Linked DNA regions of Mus musculus: region 2 is linked to region 1. Evidence: chromatin contacts called from ENCODE Hi-C or POLR2A ChIA-PET data. All regions are on one chromosome and are shown on one strand. The core of a region is the stretch at or near the end of the contact, and the rest is flanking DNA. Distances in the headings are between cores, read along the strand shown.

The links. A loop is a pair of places that touch in the nucleus more often than their neighbours do. ChIA-PET counts read pairs that join two places held with the same protein, here RNA polymerase II (POLR2A).
Region 2: a map of heart shows a loop between it and region 1 (1.9-fold over the local background). The contact joins the enhancer-like site here to the promoter of Rnf144b in region 1. A Hi-C loop is called at or near these places in 1 of 37 maps with a recorded cell type or tissue (heart). POLR2A ChIA-PET finds 5 or more read pairs at or near these places in 2 of 5 experiments (Patski and embryonic stem cell).

Annotation. Positions count from the first base shown.
Region 1 is chr13:47,191,123-47,196,535 of GRCm38, forward strand. It overlaps Rnf144b (ring finger protein 144B), which reads left to right and starts at 2,881. Exons shown (of 8, transcript NM_001170643.1): 1 at 2,881-2,998.
Region 2 is chr13:47,242,395-47,247,383 of GRCm38, forward strand. It overlaps Rnf144b (ring finger protein 144B), which reads left to right. Exons shown (of 8, transcript NM_001170643.1): 7 at 470-559; 8 at 1,967-4,989. The coding sequence ends at 2,107. Among named protein-coding and RNA genes, the nearest start is that of Gm52039, 7.3 kb to the left of the region's middle. Within about 2 kb of position 2,527, at least 3 of the 3 ENCODE cell types and tissues checked have a DNase peak (open chromatin) inside an H3K27ac peak, as active enhancers do; they include heart, where a contact is called at or near this core.

The DNA of each region.
Region 1 (5,413 bases), core at 1,631-4,130:
ACAGTTCCTGAGCGGCTTTCTACTCAGTCAGTCCTACTAGATGTTCCTTGTTCTCAGCCTAGAGGATTGTGAGATTCTGCGGGACTGAAGCTTCCACTTCTCCTCTTAACCCCCAGCTACACCAGCAGCCTGATCCCTGCTGCCTCTCATGCCTTGCATCCAAATAGATGCCGAATTCCATCAATTCTGTTTCTGAAGTCTCTTTTCCATTTGCACCTTAGCTTTCCTTTGAGTCCTAAACACAGCAGCTCCGTCTACCTTACAGAAGCATCTCTAAAATCTCAAGTCTATGTCTAAGGCCATGTCCTTAGCCATCACCCTGCCTGGCTCAGCCCTCTCCATGATCCCCTTCTAAGATGCTTGAAGACCCAGATTGAAACCATGATCCAAAATAAATACTCCTTGATTGTCTTGCCTTCCTTCCTTTGGTGAGCTGACTTTTCCCTGTGTTACCACAGCACCTGGTCTTCAAGAATGGCATATGGTCTCAGTGTCCTACTAAAGGGTTTGATTGTCCCACTCTCCCCTGGGGTTGAGAGCTCTGGCTCAGCCTTATCTTCCTAGCCCCTAGGCAGCCTGTCAGAGAGATCAATAGATACTGGAGGGTCTGAATATCCATCTGTAGACTCCTTAGGCCAATCTGAAAGAGTCACTTGCCTATTGGTATAACTTTCAGCTTATTTAGCATTGAATCTTGACTGCATTTTTTTTCTTTCTCTCTTTATTTCCTTCCTTCCTTCTCTCTCTCTCTCTCTCTCTCTCTCTCTCTCTCTCTCTCTCTCTCTCTCTCTCTTTCTCTCTCTCTCTCTCTTTTGGTTTGTTGAGACAGGGTTTCTCTTTATAGCCCTGGCTGTCCTGGAACTCACTTTGTAGACCAGGCTGGCCTCAAACTCAGAAATCTGCCTGCCTTTGCCTCCTGAGTGCTGGGATTAAAGGCGTGCTCCACCACCCGGCTTCTTTCTCTCTTTTTCTTTTTCTTTTTCTTTTTCTTTTCTTTTCTTTTCTTTTCTTTTCTTTTCTTTTCTTTTTTCTCTCTCTCTCTCTCTCTCTCTTTCTTTCTTTCTTTCTTTCTTTCTTTCTTTCTTTCTTTCTTTCTTTCTTTTTTATAAATTTACATCCACTTTGATGTGGTTCAGTTCTCTGTGTCCAAAAAGCAGCATGATTGTGCCTGGCCTGTATTTTCTTTCATATTGGCTGTGGCTTCTCCCCTTATCCGGCTGATAAGAGCCCACACCTTAATTGCAGGGTGATGTAAAAAGTGGACTCTGTGTTGAACTTTGGCTTGAGGCTCAGAAGATTGGTATCAACACTGAGGCATGAGCTGGTCTGTTAGGAGGCGCTCTGTTTATCTTCCCTGTCTCTCCTCCATCAGGAATGGTTACAGCACCAAGAATCTTTCTGGGGGGTAGGTTACTTGGGACCCTAAGTCCCATTCAATCTGAAGTTAGCTCTTCATCCTCCTCACTTTTTGCTAATACATATTTTTCTCACTAAACCAATTTTGATCCTATCACAGGTGTGGTCTCGCCCAGCCCCTAAATACCCTCTTTAAACTCATTTGTTTGGGTTAAAATAACTAGGACTTTGCAAGCTCAAATGTCTTCTGGTTGTATGATTTTAGGTTCCTTTTTTTGTGTTTTGTTTTTCAAGATAGGCTTTCTTTGTGTAGCCCTGGCTGTCTTAGAATTCACCCTGTAGATCAGGTTGGCCTCGAATTCAGAGATCTGCCTCCCTGAGTGCTGGGATTAAAGGCAAGTACCACTCAGACCTTTAGGTCCCTATTGTGTATTCTACTGTCTGCAGTCCCTCTCTTCCCCTCTAGCTTTACATATAGGGGCATGCGCATGCGCACGGTGTTCTGAACTGGGCTTTCCCAGCAGCTGAGAGGTGGACTGCTTCCTTACAGCACCCGTTTACCTGTCCCAGGAAGCATCTGTGAGCCCCATTCCCTTCAGGAAGTACATCCTGACCTTAGCTGCTAAAGGAAAGGAAGGTTGCAGAAAGCCCACAGAAAAATCCCTGTGCCAGAGATCTTTCAAAACTGCAATGTTCAACAGGTTTGGGCTTGTTCTTGTGACCTGTAGGGGCTGGCAGTGAGAGTGAGGGTTTGCCATTTATTAAAAACACAGTAATAATTAAGCATCCGCTGTCATGGCGGCTTGCTACTCCTGTTTTCTGGAATAGCTGTTGGATTTCCATTAAGTGAAAATATAACTAGTTACCTTACATGTGCTTCTCACGTCTTTTATTGACAAAGCACTTGAAGTGAAATCACTGTAAGTATACTAAGGCTTCTAACTTGATTTGCCCACATCAGATGCACTTGGACAGCTAAAGTACACACTTGAGTTGAGGTGGGTCGCGCGGAGGGTGATGGTGGTGGGGGTAGGAAGGGTTTGAGGGAGGTGAGCAGGCAAGTCAAGGGCTGTTAAAAGAAGAAGAGGAAAGGTGGCCTGTGAAGACACACAGAGACTGCAAGAGCTGCAGGCCAAGCAAGGTGAAGCTTGCGGGTGAGCAGGAGGAAGCGCAGTGGGGGGTGCTGCTCACACCCGGCGCAGGATTCCTGGGGCAACGCCAGGTCCCCGACCTGAGAGCCACTGCTCTGCGCTCTGCCTGCATGGGATCGGACAGGGTTAAGGCCATCACCTGCAGTCGAAGTGCGACCCAGATGGGAAGTAGGAAGTGCGGCGCCGAGCTTCCTGTATAAATAAACGCTCTGGCTGCTGCGCGCCCCGAGCTGCTGGCTGGTTCTGCAAGGTTCCTGCCTGTCAAGACAAGGAGGCGGAGAGGGACTCCTCCTCTTCCCGAGCTGTAGGTCTGGGCGTGGAGTCCTGTGGCAATCCTGCAAAAGTGTAAAGCTGTCAGCCGGGCGGAGCACTCAGGGAGAGGGAAGAGAATGAGAGAGCCCTTCCTCCGCGGTGTGCCCGCTGCCCCGGCTGGCCCAGGCTGGACCTGCTAGAGAGACGCCAAGCAGCCTGAGGACTTCAGCTCCAGCCAGGTAGGTCTAGAAGGGGTGCTAGTGCGCAGGATACAGGCGCTGCAAGCCAAGAAGGCTGCTAGCTAAAATACGGAGAGGGACGGGACCGAGGCTACCCGGTGGTTATGGCTAAATTCTATTTCCAGGGCTTAAGCCATGCAGAACTGCATGCATTCCAATGCTTCAAACACCTGTTAACTTTATTTATTTTTAAAATAAGTGCTTTTGAAAAGGTCGAAACAAATCAGTTTACTTTCTAATAGAGTGATCTCTATAGACCTTATCATAAACTGCATATCGGATCAGTCCTCTGGTGTGTCTCCGGGAGAGACAGTTGGCTGTCTACCTTCTGTTATTTGGAAATGCACAGTAGTATGTTGACACACAAAGCTATGAATAATACGTTACGTTAACCGTGGATTCTGGGCTATACGTTATGGTGATTATTTTTTATCAGGTAATTGCTGATAAGAGAGAGAGAGGCTCTGCCCTGTTTTCAAGTTGATGTTAGAATGAAACTGATCCCGTTTTTTCACCCAGGAAGGGTATCTTGGCGAGCTCCTCCCAGGGCCCTTTCCGGGGATTCTGCTGTTAATCTTACACACACACCCCTTGCCGAATTCTCAGAAGACAGTTCTCTGTATGTTTCCACTGGTTTCTTTCTTCGCACTTTCAGCCCCAGCGACCTTATCAAAACCCGAGCTGGAACCCTTACCACGGGGCTTCTGGCTAGGCACTTCTGTCGGTTTTAGCGCAGGAGGTATGGCCTGAAGGACATGGTCCTCAGCATTTCTGAAGCAGCGGCTGAGGGGTGTCTCTGCCCAGAAGCAAAATAAATGAACTTTGAGATGACTCAGTTTTTAGGGTGTGGGCAAGAGGCAAAAGGAGCCCAGCCAGCCTTCACGGGGCTGTTGGCAGTTAAAGTATCTGCCGCAGCTTCCCCTGAGGTGAGTCTCTAGCTCTCTGCTTCCATTCACAGATGATCCCTCGCTGGGTCCCTCCTCCTCCTCACTGGCTCTTTGTAAACCTCACTCCTTTTCCTCATGGGCATCATACCCTTAAGTGTTTCCGAAACTACCTTGAACTGAAAGAGAGGGAGAAAAAAAAGGGAAAGAAATCTAAAGCAGACCCACAAACCCACTTGGAGATAGCTGTGTAATGAAGTGCAAAGCTACCAGTTTCTCCACCCCACAGCCTGCCCTTGGGCACCGCGGTTAGCATTTTCTGCTTTGCAGTGGGCATCAAGTTGGAAGTAGTGGAAGGAGGGAGAAAGGGAGGGAGGAGGGAAGGGTGGGAGGTGGGGAATGAGTTAGTTCTGTTTCTGAAGTACCTTCTAAGAGCCTTCACTCATCCAGAATGAAGAACCGCAAGATTAACGTGCGCAGGGAACGGGAAAAAGATGTCAAGTCACAGAATCCAAGTGCTTGGATTTTTTTTTTTAATTGAAAATAAACAGTAAGAGAAAACCTAAGCTAACATCTCCTGGGCCATCCCCCTAGATAACTCCAGCCTCCACTATGGCGCTGGAAGGCAGGCTTGAGTGTGGTCAAACACTGACCATTTACCCAGGGTTTTACAAATATTTACAGTCATGGATGCCAAATATCTTTGTGCTGAGCCCCGACGAATATTCTCAGCGTTCAAAAGCCCCATTCTCATGAATGGTCCCAGTGCACTGGCAGGGTTTTTTTTTTTTTTTTTTTTTTTTTTTTTCCATCCAGATTTCTAAACTAGGTCAGTGTAAGACATGTCTTTAAATCATCAGTTTTAGGATCTTAGATTATGAACCCAGTTTGTTTATTTATTTATTTATTTTGGCCAAATTGTACAAGCAAAATGGAAAGTATGCTCTCTCTAGAAAGAAAAAAAAAGAAAGAATGAAAAAACTTTATCTACCCAGCAAGATGATTTATTTAGCCTCCTGGAAAATATCTTTGTTTTCAACAGTGTGAATACTTTTAATCAGGACCAAAAAAAAAATTGTGCATTTGAAATTTCTTTCTGGAAAAATTGTTTCAATATTCCAGAAGCCTGGGATCATTTAGACACACTGGGAATTGTTTCTCCGAAGTTGATGCTAGTCTAGCCTTCTGCGCCTCCCCTGGCTCTTTTTGGTGTGGCATCGCGCTCCCCTTAGGTGGGATTCTTGGTATTTGATATCACCAGTTGAGGCAGCTGTCAGGAATCACCTGCCCTCAGAGGATGGTGCAAGAGCAAAGTCCGAACCGTTCAGGGGACTGACCCTGCTCTATGGAACTGATCATCCTGGATGTGGGGACGGGACCAGGCTACCATGCAAAGTCATGCCTGGCAATTCAAGGAGTGGCTCTCTGATGCTGCTGCCCCTCAGTCCATAGACTTTTCTTCCAGAGATTTCTGCCTGAACTTATAGACACTCCCTAGTTATGCTAAGTTACCAATGGCTTTGCTTTTGAT
Region 2 (4,989 bases), core at 1,277-3,776, 51 kb after region 1:
GTAAACTGATATTCAGGCCCCTCCTTCGAAGACCAGGTATAAGTAATGATCTGCCTCTGGGTGTGTTGTTTGGATGTCAAGTTCAGCACGTCCATCTTTACCCACAAGTCCATCTCTGGGTTATTTCTTTTCTTTCTCCTCAGTAGTTTTCCTATAATTCCTGTTCCTGCTTCCTCATTTAGTGTATTACTCTCTTTCTACCTCGTGACTGGCTTCCCCTGTCAGTCGCTGGCATTGGTCACACCAGGCTTGCTCCTGACTTATGGTTCTCCCATTCCATTGCACACCTCTGCCGGAGCTCACCGTCCCTTACCTGCCTGAGATGGTGGAGCAGGTCATTCCTTGTTCTTTTGCCCCTGTCAGGATTCCTAGAGGAAGTCACTGATAGCATCAGGCGAACTGCACACTTGATGCTCACCTCTCCACCCTACATTGTGTGATGACTGAAACTCCTCTCTTTGTTTTTCAGAATGACATATTCCTCAGGCACTATGACAAAGGGCCATGCAGGAATAAGCTCGGCCACTCGAGGGCATCGGTAATGTGGAACCGAACACAGGTAGGCTCCACCTTAAGGGAACGTGAGATTCATTGGACTTGGGATGGCTTTCCTTGCTTTCCCATGCCCTCCTGGGAGGTTCTGGGAGGAGGAGGAGGAGAGAGAGAACAATGGAGCTGTGGCCTGAAGTTAAGTCAAGAGCACAATTGTTGAGGGACAGAGGCACCAGAGAGCAGAACGTTAGGGTGACCAGCCAAAGAACATACCCCTGTTCTTTGCTCTTGCAAAACATGGGAGGAGTTTCCTACAAGCAGTTAGAGCATATTAAGCATCAAAGCAGAGTCTCCAATGCTGTGGGCTCCTGCAGGGCCTCAGATCCCTCAGTACATGCCATTGTGTGTTTATGTGGCAGGTTCAAAGAGAATCGTGGTTTGTTTTTTAATAGTGTTTTGTGTTTATCAAAGGCTACGCTTCCTTTGAAGAAACCAATGCTCACATCCTAACGATGATCATTATTAATGCCCCTGTGAGACTGTTGAGGAAGCCCCAATAGAGAACGAGCCAACAGCCACAGCTCAGAGTTTAGAGTTTATGGTTCAGCTTGTGTTAACATTTGGTTTGCTCTCACCCTCGATGTAGTCCTTTGTAGTTTGTGTCCAGCGATGTCATTGCTAAAATTGCCTGAGACAGTATCCTAGCCATTCACCTAACAGATTATCATAGCCTGGGTGACTGAAACAGCTGAGATGATTCATCCTTGTCCTGGCTGCTGGCAGTCTGAGGACCAGGTATCAGCGTGGGCAGGGTCTGCGAATGGGTCCTTGTGTTGGTTGCTTGTCTCAGGACTTAGAGAAGCAGGGGCATAATTTGGCTCATGGTTTGAAGGGATACAGTCTGTCCTGACCGCGAGGGCATGGCAGAGTTCATGGTGGTAGGAACTTGAGGTCGGGACTCCTCATGTCTCAGCAGAACAGGAGTCAGGGAGAGAGGATAGGATAGCATTGGTCTGCCTTTCTTCTTTTTAAAATTTTGTTATTCAGTCAGTCCAATGCCCAGCTTATGGAACATCATCACGAGTCTTCCCTCCCCAGTTAGCCCTGCCTGGAAATGTCCCCCTCCACGCAGAGGTGTGCCTCTTAGATGACTCTGAATCCAGAACAGTTGGCCGTGAAGGTTACACTCACAGCATTCTTCCCAGTTCATAGATGACAGCTTTCTCACCGTGTTCTCCCATGCTAGAAAGCTAAGAATGGAGGCAAGCTCTTGGGCTCCCAAGTGTCACCAGGGTCTCACAGTGTCACCCAGGGCTCCCCACTCCAAGTGCCATCGCACTGAGTATTAGGGTTTCGACAGGCATGGCAGGGTGGGCACAGCATCCAGACTGTAGAGGCTGTTGTTACACTTGGGGGAATGTATACATCTCAGATGACATACCTGCTGACATAGGGTTTTCTCTTCAATTTCCAGGTAGTGGGGATCCTTGTGGGATTAGGTGTCATTGCCTTGGTGACCTCACCCTTGCTGCTCCTGGCCTCTCCCTGTATAATCTGCTGTGTCTGCAAGTCCTGTCGCGGCAAGAAGAAAAAGCATGATCCATCCACAACCTAAAGTCACCTGCGCAGACATCCGGGTCACATGAGACAGCACATTGGTAAAAGCCCCACTTAGCAGCCTTGCCTCCTTCTCCTTGCCAAACTTTGGAAGTGCCTCTGCCCAGACTTTGAACCTACCTGAAAGCATTCGGTGTTGGAAAAGGCCACGCACCGGGGCATGAGTGTGCCTGTGTATCAAGAAGCAGCCCCACAGTCCGGACTGTGTCTGTGGAGCAGGTTGGGAACTTTGCTTTAGCCTGGGAGACTCTAAAACATCACCATCTTACCCTCCAAAGGATCCCACCAGGCTGCTCATCTTCCATCCAAACCAAGGAGCCTGGGTGAATACTCACTGTAGTCATGGCGGTATTGCCGCACTTGGCAGCATTGCAAACTGAGCAAACGTCTGTGTTGGTTCCACTGCCACAAGACACATGGCAGAGGCCCAGAGCCGGAGGGAAGGATGATACTGCATAATAACACGTTCTGTGAGCAGTGGAGCCGCTGCTTATCTCAGGAGCTGACACACTGACTGGCATGCCTATGCTGGCTACCGCGTGTGCACTTCTTAGCGTTTCCACAGTGACTTGGCAGAAACATAGCAGCTCTCTCCCCGTGTGATCTCATCTCCAGGCAGGAGAAACTGCCGTTCAGAGGGAGTTGTCCCTTCCCAGGAAGAGGTTGTAACTTGTAAGGCAACATGGCCTCATTCAGTGTCTGTTGTTTGGCAGATGTTATTCTTCTAAGGTGAACCAGTGTTCACCGCTCACAGTCAGCCAGCAGCTGTGGTCTCTAAAAAGCGTTTTCTACGGGATGAAAGGGGAAAGCTCCAAAGCTTTCCTTGTAGACAGCAGGGTCCTTTCTTGGGCTCTGTGGTCATATTCCCAACAGATCAGGAGTTGGACCAGACAGTGTGCATCAACAGTAGACACTGTAGTCCATTCACACATATAGAGCCCATGTGACTCCAGCTGGGCACATGTGTAGATATTTAATGGATAACACAAAATAAGATTATTTTAAAAGACCTTTTCCCTTTCTAGGACTAAAATGATATATTTATCAGCATAAGAGGGGTTTTTTTTTGGGGGGGGTTGGTTTTATTTACTTAGTACACATGTGAATTTTTGTTATAAAGTTCCTAACTTACTCAAGAGGGTAGACTCAAAAGTCTTTTACAACAACCCCTAGTGCGGTTTTATGCCTCTGTAAAGTGATATTCAGGTTATTTACATACTTTCAGACACAATGTAGAGCAGCTCTTCACTCAGCCTAATTTAGTCTTGGTCTCCCAGGAGCTGTCCAGACAATCTGAGTACTTTCTGTGCTCTCAAGAATTTCGTGTGACAACAAGCAATCGGATGGAAACAGTTCAGGTGTCTTCAGTTGCTGGGATTTGTGTCACCTCAGTGTGATACATCCTGCCTGTTATACAATTAATCAGCAAATAGGTTTTGAAAAGATGAGCATATTTTTCCTCTAGCAGTATACAGTTGCCATTAGCAAAGCAGCCCGGTGCTTCATAAGAACTGTGTGTGTTCCACGTTAACAGAGACCTCTCCTGGAAGCCGGGGAGAGTATTCAGGGCCTGTTCTGTTTCCCCCGGTAACTAGGTGACTAGATTGTTAAACTGCTGCTATTTTAGATCTGTTATCAAAGACCTGTTATCATCAGCCTTGCCTCTGCAGTGCAATGTATCCCTAAGTGGAGATGTCTATATGCAAGGGATCACATGTGCGGTGGAATGTATCCTAAGTGGGCATGTATGTATTCAGGGGATCACATGTGCGGTGGAATGTATCCTAAGTGGGCATGTATATATTCAGGGGATCACATGTGTACATTAGCATCTGATGTCTGTACAGAACATTCCCTGGCCACGTGCTTTTTTTAGTCACAGTTTGTATAAAACATAGAACTCTAGAAAACTTCTGAATGGCAACCAGCCCAAATCCTTTCAATCATTTATTAGAAAATCTTCCATATAAAGTGGCTCCGTCTTCTGGTGAATGTCTTCAGTTACAGCAGGAAAAACAAACCTCTCTTTTGAAAGGGTATTTCATATTAGTCTGAATATAAATGACATCTGAGTGGCGGACCTGCACACATAGTCACCTTCCTCCCTTGAGGCGAGGGGCATTTGTCACAGCTCAGGGGATTACAGGAGCTCAACTGAAATTGGATTTCTCTGCACGGATGTCAACAGTGACACCAAGCACCACCCTCAGTAAATTTTCCAGGCCTGCCTGGTTCTAAGTGGGGCCGATTTCATGTAACCTGAAATGCTGTTATCTCCGAAGTAGAAGCTGCTGTGAGTGGATTTAGAGTAAAGACGGAGGCAAATGCCTGGGCGATTTCCCCGGCGAAACTGAGGGAAATCGCCTTCTCAGAGATTTTTTATAAAAGCATTTGTTTTGAATTTATTTTTCAGCTTGGGGCGGCGGGTGGGGGGGGGGGTTGTTTGTCAAACTGATTTTACATAACTGGATTTTTTTTTTAATGTTGCAAAGTGCCTGAATAATGGTGTCTTTTTCATCATATAGCAAAATGTGTGTGAGAGAGTGTGTCAGAATCTACTTTGGTAGATGGAACCCAAGTGTCTGTAGCTCTGGCTCATCGCAGGGCGCAATACCAGCCCAACTGACTTTGTTTACAAAGATACAAGGTGGCAACTGTGCCGGGAAAGGCCGGTGTCCTGGTGTCCTCGTTTTGGGTAATTAGCCCCTGACGGCTTTACTTACCTGTCCCTCAGCTTCCTCCTCCTGCTTCAGGAAGGGTTCCTATAGCAAGCGTTTGGCTGTGACAAAGCCCACCAGGTTCACACCTGGGTGTAACAACCCACCTTCCAGAAATCTCACTGGATGCAAAGGTACAGCTTCCAGAGCCTGCCGCTGGGGT